Linked DNA regions of Homo sapiens: region 2 is linked to region 1. A link is a contact called in ENCODE Hi-C or POLR2A ChIA-PET data. All regions are on one chromosome and are shown on one strand. The core of a region is the stretch at or near the end of the contact, and the rest is flanking DNA. Distances in the headings are between cores, read along the strand shown. Region 1 holds the start of LINC00667 (long intergenic non-protein coding RNA 667). Region 2 holds the start of NAPG (NSF attachment protein gamma).

The links. Hi-C counts contacts between places; a loop is a spot of excess contacts on that map. ChIA-PET counts read pairs that join two places held with the same protein, here RNA polymerase II (POLR2A). Pooled maps may share reads with other maps.
Region 2: a map of CD4-positive, alpha-beta T cell shows a loop between it and region 1 (13-fold over the local background). The contact joins the promoter of NAPG here to the promoter of LINC00667 in region 1. A Hi-C loop is called at or near these places in 1 of 168 maps with a recorded cell type or tissue (CD4-positive, alpha-beta T cell) and 8 of 50 pooled maps. POLR2A ChIA-PET finds 5 or more read pairs at or near these places in 1 of 52 experiments (PC-9).

What each region holds. Positions count from the first base shown.
Region 1 is chr18:5,235,415-5,240,038 of GRCh38, reverse strand. LINC00667 (long intergenic non-protein coding RNA 667) reads right to left here and starts at 1,939. Exons shown (of 3, transcript NR_015389.1): 1 at 990-1,939. It overlaps LINC00526 (long intergenic non-protein coding RNA 526), which reads left to right and starts at 2,010. Exons shown (of 1, transcript NR_026849.1): 1 at 2,010-3,315. RefSeq lists an enhancer at 1,424-1,603 and a silencer at 1,824-1,993.
Region 2 is chr18:10,524,120-10,528,743 of GRCh38, reverse strand. It overlaps NAPG (NSF attachment protein gamma), which reads right to left and starts at 2,717. Exons shown (of 12, transcript NM_003826.3): 1 at 2,586-2,717. The coding sequence starts at 2,641. RefSeq lists a silencer at 2,325-2,574.

The DNA.
Region 1 (4,624 bases), core at 690-3,189:
CCTTTGGTGGTGGTATCCTGTAGGTTTTTTACTATGGAGGAAAAAAAAAAACGCTGCTTTGAAACTGTCAGTAAATACGATCAAGACTCAATTTAAAACGGGACTCAAGCGTAGTTCATATGAGGCCAAGTTAATGGGGAGTTCCTTAGGAACTTTTGTAATACTAACTGGCAATAAAATAACTGCTACAACATGTCTTTATTTCGTCTTTCAAAAACAGTGTTTTCCCCTATCATCTTTAGGTAGATAAACTGTCCACGAAGGAGAGAGTGATCAGTTTATCTTAACATAAAGATTCCTAACTAGGAATTCAAAAAGATACTTCAGTGGGACGATATTGATCATCAGAATGACAAACCCATGAACGTTTTAGGAAAGGCAGTTTCAGATTTTTCTCCTTAGAGGGTTTCAAGAAACCCCTTGATTGAGAGGAGGGCACATATCCTCCTCTTACCTTCTTTGTTCCCAAAAGAGACTCAAAGAATTGTGAACCAAACTTTCATAATATAAAGTCTCTAATTACCTGAGAAAACTGCAGCCCAAAAATCTAAAGTGGCTTACCCAAAGTGAGGAAGTTAATACTATTCCTTTTAGTCCAAGAGAATAATGCCAACTGGATACAGCTCAAAGACTGCACCATTCCCATTATTTTTTGCCATTAGTTACGTTTAATTTTAAATATACCATCTTTGGCAGCAAAAATCAAGCTGGGCTTTCCTTCTCCTTTATAAATTGCATATATTTTTAACATATATTAACACTTTAAAACCGTGGGGTGGAAAGTTTAAAATGCCATAAAATAAGAATCATATATGCATTCTTTACACTGTAAAGCATTTTACCAGACATTAGAATCTGCATTCAGAATTCTTTCTCAGAACGTAAGTGTTCTTGAAGACATATATTTTGTCTTACTAATCTGTTTCTTCCAAGCACTACTGTACTAGGCATACGGTAAAGATATACATTCAAGTTTTAAAAGTAAATACTTTTTCCTGGTAGTGGCCAGGGCCTGCGTTCCTCAGACCAAAAGGCGCAAACTGGCATTGCTGTGATTTCAGAAGAGAAGTGAAATGTATAAAACGAAGTAATTCTGGGGAAGGAAAATGTCACAATTTTTCTTCAGTGTTGTCAGGCACACTAACCCGGGAAGCCGTCTCTGGGCCTGAACTATCCAAATTAGTGTCCGAGGAAGTGTGACAAATGCAGGCCCTTCCAAGTTTGACCCTGATTCTCAAAGGTGGCCAAAAGCCGTCTCTAGAAACGGCGGTGGCAGCGGCGTGATTCTGGGAGGTCCATTCAACTTTTAACAGGTCCTGGGCAGTGACCGGGTTGCTGGGCAGTGCAAAGGCATAGAGATTGGCGAGAACAGGCGGCGATCAAGCTTCCCAGCGAGGGTCAAAGTCCAGCAGCTTGGAACTAGTGAGCCGGGCTTGTAGGAGTGAAGCGGCTCGCGCGGGCCCGGCCGGCAGCCGCTCCCCAGACACCGGGGATCCGGCCCGACTGTTTCCTACCCACGACGGCGAAGACCCGCTACAGCGCGTCCACGAAGCCCCAGTACTGAGCCAGGACGGGGCTCTCCCTCTCGATGTAGGCGACTACGAACTGCTCCGCCAGCCGGTGAGGCAGCTAATTAAGAAAGCCACCTTCAGGATGTCTTTCGAGAATCTAGCCTCGAAGAAAGTCATGTAAGAGAACGCCTGCATCAAAAAGTCGGGAGGCCGGGCGGAGTCGCCGTTAAACGTCCAGGGAAAGCCACCAGGTGGGCCGGCGAACGCTCCCGGGCCAGCAGGTAGGCTTTCTCGCACAGCAGCCCCCGCACCCGGTCCGTAAGCTCGTTGTTCTCCCTGCGCCGGGCATGGTTCTAGGTCAGGAGGTCCTACATCATGACAGCCAACGCGTCCATCCTGCGCCTCCCCGCAGGCCTTGCTCCCCGCTCGGTCCCTCCCGGCCGCGGCGCTGCCGGAAGTGCGTGTCGGCGCGGGGGCGGATCCCGGTGGCGGCGAGGGGCGGACTCCGCGGACAAGGCCAGGCCTAGCCTTGAGCTCCGTCGGGCAGGGCCGCCGGGATTGGTGTCCGGCAGAGCGTGAGCCCAGCGGGCTGGAGTCGGCGAGCGGGAGTGAAAGAAGAAAAGCTAGAGAGCGAAGGCAAAGCCCGAGGAGAGAGGGCCGCGGTCGGCGGAGGAATCTGACTGCACGGTTGCGTGCGCTCACTCCCGGAGGGCTCCCTCAGGCGGGCGGCTCCGCTAGTGGCTAAAGGCAAAGCATTCCGGGGCGCGGCGCATGAAGTTGAGCTTCGTCCCTGCTAGCCGCCGCTTTCTCCCCAAAAATACATCCTAGCCTTAATGTTTATGCCTCCATTGCCCCAGTTCTTATCTGTTTTGCTCAATGTCTCATAGCTACAAGAAGGCAATTTCTGACGAAGCCCTCCGTCCCTTCCAAATGGATTATTTTGGCGGGCTTCCACCCGGACAGTATGCCACCCGAATGACTGGACAAGTGCACGGGAGCGGCTGTCATTTGCGGAGTGCGCCTTGCGATCTAGGCGCCTCACAGCGCAAATTATCCAGTAATTTCTCTGAAATCGATGCTGGTTTGTTTTCCCAAGGCAAATCAGCAGCTTATACAGACATTGGGGCCACAAAGCCGGTGGAACAACGGGAGACGGCTTCCTGAGTGTCAGGTCCTCCAAGATGAGCTTAAACTTCGGGTGGTGGGCAGGCTCGGTAGGCGGGAAAGGCCCGTGTCCAGATGAATGCAGTCCATGTTTATATTGATGAAAGACACGTATACCATTTGGTCCAGCTCAACCATTCTTAACAAGTGCTGGCTGTGAGCACTGGTGTGTGTGTGCCTGCGTGCAACCAGCAATGTAAGTGATGACCAGCTGCATGATGCCTTAATTTGAGTGGACAAAGTCGGTCAAGAACCACTTTCAGGCTTCTGGGTCTCCAAGTCTTTGTCTCCCTGTATCCAAACGAGGCATTCCAAGTTTGACAGCATGGAACATTGCATGTCCGAAATACCAACCGTGAAACTGGGTAAAAAGCTTCAGGAGGTGATATTGATGTGTATAGTTTAGGAAATAAAACCCAATACTTACTTCAAAGAACGTAATTTGTGGCTTTTTAGAGAGAAGGATACTTTGACAGTTTTCATTTGTCGTCTACATGTATATGGTACGTTTCATTCTGCCTTTTAATTAATTTGGTATTTTACTATGAAAACTACTTTGTATTAATAAAATAATGTATTTCCAATGTTATAAGTTGTGTTATAACAGTTTCAAAAGCCAAATAAACAAGATGCATTTTGATATCAATTGTTTAAAACGCGTATTTTGAGGAAGAACAAATTCATACTCAAAAAAGTTATCTTTGGGTGGAGTATTGTGGAAAATTTTTACTTTATACATTTCTAGGTTTCTGAAGTGACTGTATTCATTTTATAATTATAGAAACAAGACGTTAAATCCAGAAAACAAAACTTAAGCTTAACCAACTAGAAACTGTCAACCAACTTCTCACTAGGGACTTCCCAATTTAACCAAATATTTTTATTTGTTTTGTGTCTGCAAACATCTTACAAAAGTTTTCCCTTTTTGCCTCCACAGTGGAGCACTGAACTGCTTGTGGTCTAGTGCTGACTGATTCATGAATCACTGGATGCTCAAATAAACTCTAAATTAAAAAAGACATTAAATGAAAGAAAAAGTTAAGAAAATAGAAATGCTTTCCATTTTTTAACAAATGCTTAAACGGAAGGAAGGATGCATGCAGAGGTTAAGTAAGACTGCGTTTCAGATCTGAGGCTCGATCTGAAGAACATGTAGTATATGCCTATTCCTTTATAGCTAGACGTTATTTTCTTTGCTGAGGGAAAAGGAACATGTCATTATATTCAACTCTTCTAAAAAAGGAAAGCCATCTACCGAGTCAGTATAATTTATGGAATTTATCTGGAGCTAAAGGTAGTATCAAAATGCCATTTAAAGTTGCAAAGCCAAAATGAACTCTTACTTTGTCCTTTATAATTTACATGAAATTTATGAAGCAAATAACGAGACTAGGCAGTCATGCTCAAAACACTCAGGATGTGCCTACCACTGACTAATGATAGCTACATATATTCTTTTGTAGGTATATATTAGAAAATAAAATTTTAAAACAACGTGGCCAGATATATGACAGATCTTCAATAGGTATGCAATGTCTGTTTTTAAGTAATGAAACAAAGCAAACACTCCTGAATCTATGGCCCATATGAAGACCTAGATTGTTGAATTTACTGTTATTCCCCTATCCCATCTTTACAGAGTTAACCACTAACCTGAGATTTGGGTTAATCATTATCATACCTGTTTTATTTTTTAAGTGTAGTTTTATATCTATCGATCAAGATCTATATATCTACATACTTTTAAAAGTATGGTTTACATATAAGTATAGTGCACACACATATATGTGTGCTTAATGTTGCTTGTTTCTGAGATTTATACAATTAGTATGACTTTCAGATTTCTGCAACTTGCTTCACTAATTCAAGATTGTTTCTATCATTCCTCCAAGTTGTGCCATGTAGTATTAGTTCATTTCTTCTTGTTGATACATAATATACTACTATGA
Region 2 (4,624 bases), core at 1,468-3,967, 5.3 Mb before region 1:
CATCCATTAATCTATATCCCCTATCTTGGCTGAAGGCCTCTCCCACTCGTCTCCCAAGTTAGAAACCTAGGAGTTAACTCTTCATCTCTACATGCAGGCACCTCATTAAAGCATGTCAACCTTACTGACAAACATCACCCAGTCCTACCCCTGTACTGTTATTTGAATTCAGGCCATCACCACCTCTCCCCTGAAGTCGACAACCCACTAACATGTCTGGCAGTACCTTCATGGGAGAGTCACCTTTCCTCCTCTTCCATTCCCCACATCCTGAGCATATTACCTTTTCCTTGCTTCCTATCTCTACCATACCACACTGAATACTTCTATTCTAGCACTGAACATCCTATTTTTAGTCCTCTGTTAACTTGTCTGCCCACCTGTGAATTCTAAGCTCTTGAAGAAGGGACCACTTTTGGTTACTCCAGTATCCTCTGTGGCTGGTACAGGTACACAGAGACAACTTTGTAAATGTTCGTTTACTGAATATGTCAAAGTCCATTCTCCACACTGCTGCCACATTTCTTTTTCTTTTCCTTTTTATTTATTTATTTTTTTGATACAGAGTCTTGCTCTGTCTCCCAGGCTGGAATGCAGTGGCGCGATCTCCGCTCACTGCAACCTCCGCCTCTAGGGCTCAAGGGATTCTCCTGCCTCAGCCTCCTGAGCAATTGGGATTACAGGTGCGCGCCACCACAGCCGGCTAATTTTTGTATTTTTAGTAGAGACAGGGTTTCACCATGTTGGCCAGGCTGGTCTCGAACTCCTGACCTCAAGTGATCCACCCGCCTCAGCCTCCCAAAGTGCTGGGATTACAGGCATGAGCGACAGGGCCCAGCCTGCTGCCACATTTCTTTCACCAAAAGCAAATCTAACCGAGTCCACTGGTTGGATGCCTACAATAGCCATGTGAGAAGCTGTCCCTTCACAGTCTGGCCCCAACTCTTTTTCACTCCAGCTCGTCCCCTGGCACTGTGACTACACTACATTCACTGTTCCCAGAGCACATTTTCAGGCCCGCGTATAATACATACTACAGGTTGCGCACAGAATCTCTTTCACAAGATTTTCCCTCCGTCTAAAACATTCCGTATTTTTCAAGCTCTGCTCACAAATCATCTCCTCCTCAAATTTTCTCAGGCAGAATAAACTTCTCCCTCTGGGTTACCTATGCACAGTTAATACAGCTTTTTTGTGGTCCCTATTCCACACACTATTCTTATTACAAATTTTGCGTTTGCTCCCACTAGAAAGCAGAATGTTGTGGGAACCTCCTGCACCAGGAGAGCCCCAGCACCTTACACGCTGACTGCCTCGAGTCATGTGATAGAGCTTGAGTTTTTCCACTGTTTGAAAACTGGCTCTGCGATCTTTCACCTGTGCAGTTGGGGGCAAGTCGTTATGAGGCTTCCCTGAGTCTCATTTCCTCTTACGAAAAATTAGAATCTCTATTTGGAAAGTTATTGTGAAGATCTCAGCTTATGAAATTATGTATGTGAAGCACCCACCACAGAGCACAATGCTGACTTTTTCTTTTCTTTTTTTTTTTTTTTTTTGAGACGGAGTCTCGCTCTGTGGCCCAGGCTGGAGTGCAGTGGCGCGATCTCGGCTCACTGCAAGCTCTGCCTTCCGGGTTCAGGCCATTCTCCTGCCTCAGGCTCCCGAGTAGCTGGGACTACAGGCGCCCGCCACCACGCCCGGCTAATTTTTTGTATTTTTAGTAGAGACGGTTTTCACCGTGTTAGCCAGGATGGTCTGGATCTTCTGACCTTGTGATCCGCCCGCCTCGGCCTCCCAAAGTGCTGGGATTGCAGACGTGAGCCACCGCGCCCGGCCCACAATGCTGACTTTCTATTAACTGTAACTGCCAGATAAAAATGCACTGGAGTAATGAAACGGGGGGAAGAGGCTGCCAAAAGGATGAATTAAGGATTATCAGTTCAGTCCCACAAACATTTGCAGGGTGCCTACTACGTACTGTACCAGAGGTGGCAGGACATACACATCAAAGGACGAACGAAGCACAGTCCCTGCCCACAGGGACAGTAAAATGCCAGATGACAAAGGTTCACCGAGGAGTTTTTGGGGTAAACCTATGGTCCCCTCCACACAGGGGGCTCTTCTAGGGCGGTGGTTCTCAACAGAGCGATGTTGTTCCCCAGATGACATTTTGGGTTGCCACAAATGGGGAAGAGATGCGACCGGCACCCAGCAGGTAGAGGCCAAGGATGCTGCTAACGAGCCTCCGATGCACAGACAGCCCCCACCACAATCTTCAGGAGCAGAGCGCCCAAGTAGAGAAGCCCTCGCCCCGCAGCACTGCGCCGAGTCCCCGCCCACACCGGCTCTGGGGAGCGGACTTCCGGCGGGGTGGACCCACGGCGCTTCCCGAGGCGCCGCAGAGCTGACCCCGACCCCGGGAGTGTGACCCAGAGGACACCGAGCCCCGGCAGCCCTGCGGGCACCAGCGCGCCGAGGCCCCTCAGCCCTGAGCCCTCCCTCCCGCCCCCCCCGGGTGCTAAGGCCGCGCCAGTGAGAGACGGACCCGGCGTCTACACACAGGCCCCCGGAAGGTTCTCACTCACTATTTCTCTGCTTTGGCGAGGTGTTCCAGCCCCTCGTTTATCTTCTGAGCCGCCATCTCCACAGTCAGGTCTCTGACGTGGAGAGAGGGTGACCCTGCCTCTTCCTCCGGCGCCAAGAATCCGCCCAAATAGGCGTGGGAACGCCGAGGAGGAAGCTGGTGCAGCGCGACAGTCGAGCGGCTACGGAGGGCCGGAGGGCCCAAGCCGCTGCGACGAAGCGGGGCTGGGAGCCTGCCGGTGCGCCCCGCAAAGAGACATTGCGCAGGCGCAGCGCGTCAAGGCTGGCCCCACCTAGGGCATCTAGCGCAGGCGCGGTGAGATACTGATGGGGCGTATTCTTTCATTCAATATTTGCAAAGCACCTAATATGTGTCAGGCACTATTTTAGATGCGGGAAGATCAGCAGACAAAAACTCCCGCCCTCTTGAAGTCTTGCTTTTTCATTAATGTGAAACTGCTGTGGATCCTGTTTGTAGGGTTAATTGGCTTTATAATTTATTACATCTGAAGTTTCTCTGTATGACAGATAGAATAGTATTCTTCTATCCATTCTGCCTTTTGGGTATTAATTGTATGTCAGTCAAGAAACGAAACAGACTTGTAAACCCTGATTACTGTCAAATAATCCGCGCCCAACCCAAATAATCGCTCTAATATTTCAAGCCGTGATAAGTGCTCTAAATGGGAAGTTGAGGGATCTAAAGTCGCGTACAGTGGTCTGGTAAAAATAGTAACCAGTAATACAGTTGGCTTCATTCATAATTCATGGTGATTTCAATATCCACATGGATGATTCCTGCAATGACTATACAGCCTCTCAGCTTCCAACCTCCTGTGATCTTTCCCACACTAGCGCAGCCACACATTCCTGGGATCACACCCTTGACCTTACTCATAACTGTGTACCCTCCGTAGTGTCAGTTTCAAACAGCTCACTTTACTTCCCCTTTCCATTCCAGCTCATACCTCCTAGTGCTAGTAATTACTTAACCTTCACCAGATTCCTCACCTTTCCCTATCCCTCTGCTCTTACACGTCCTTCTTTTCCCAGCATAAATTCATGTCCCATCATTTTAGTGCGTATACTCTCAACGGCCTTGGCTCCCTCTCCCTCCTTTCTCCAAGCCAGGAAAAACCCCAGCTCTCCACCTACTCTGGAACTGCTCTTGAGCAAGTGAATTTGACTGGAAAAAAACAAACGAGGATGCTAACATTACTCATTTTAATGATCATAAACATTAAGCCGACCTTTGGTGCTGCTGAGCAACTCTCCTATGTTTCCATGGTCAAATCACTCACCCACTCACTTGGAGGGCTGTTCACACCTTCCTTCTCAAAACTCCTACACAATCTCTGCTTGCCTGCCAACTCTCACTTATTGTTGAATATGAAATAACTATTCGAAGAGTTCTTCCCTTTGGCCTCACCACACAATCGATCGATCTTCCTGCATCTATTTGCCAATCAATATTTTGCATTTTTTCTAGTGCCAACAGGTGAACTGGCCTTGGATTTTTTTCTCTATCCTCACTTTCTTATTTAGTACCCACACACAAGACCCCTCTTCATTTGGTTGTCTAGCCTGGGCTTCCTTTATAGGAAGGCAGCAGAATTTCAAGAGAGTGAAAGTGGAAACTTCAGGCTTCGTAAGGCCTGGACTCCCACTGCACATTACTTCTGCCACATTTTATTGATGAAAACATGTCATAAGGCAAGTTCAGATTCAAGAGGTAGGAAAATAGAGGAGTGTAAAATACTTTGGCCATGACTTCCAATTCACCACAACTCTGGGATGACTGATTAAATATAAAAGGACTGTTACCAGTGGAAAGCCTTATGTTTTCAAGTGAGTTTAGATTTATTAACCACCCAATACCATCACCCTCTAAAACCATTGAAAGTGCCCAGAAAGTTTTCTAAGCCTATAACCTCCTCCACATTCTCCCTTATTTATTCATTCATTATTGAATTATTGTTTACTGAATGCCCACTCTGCACAAGACATTAAGCCTACACACCTAGGACCCAATTGTTGAGCA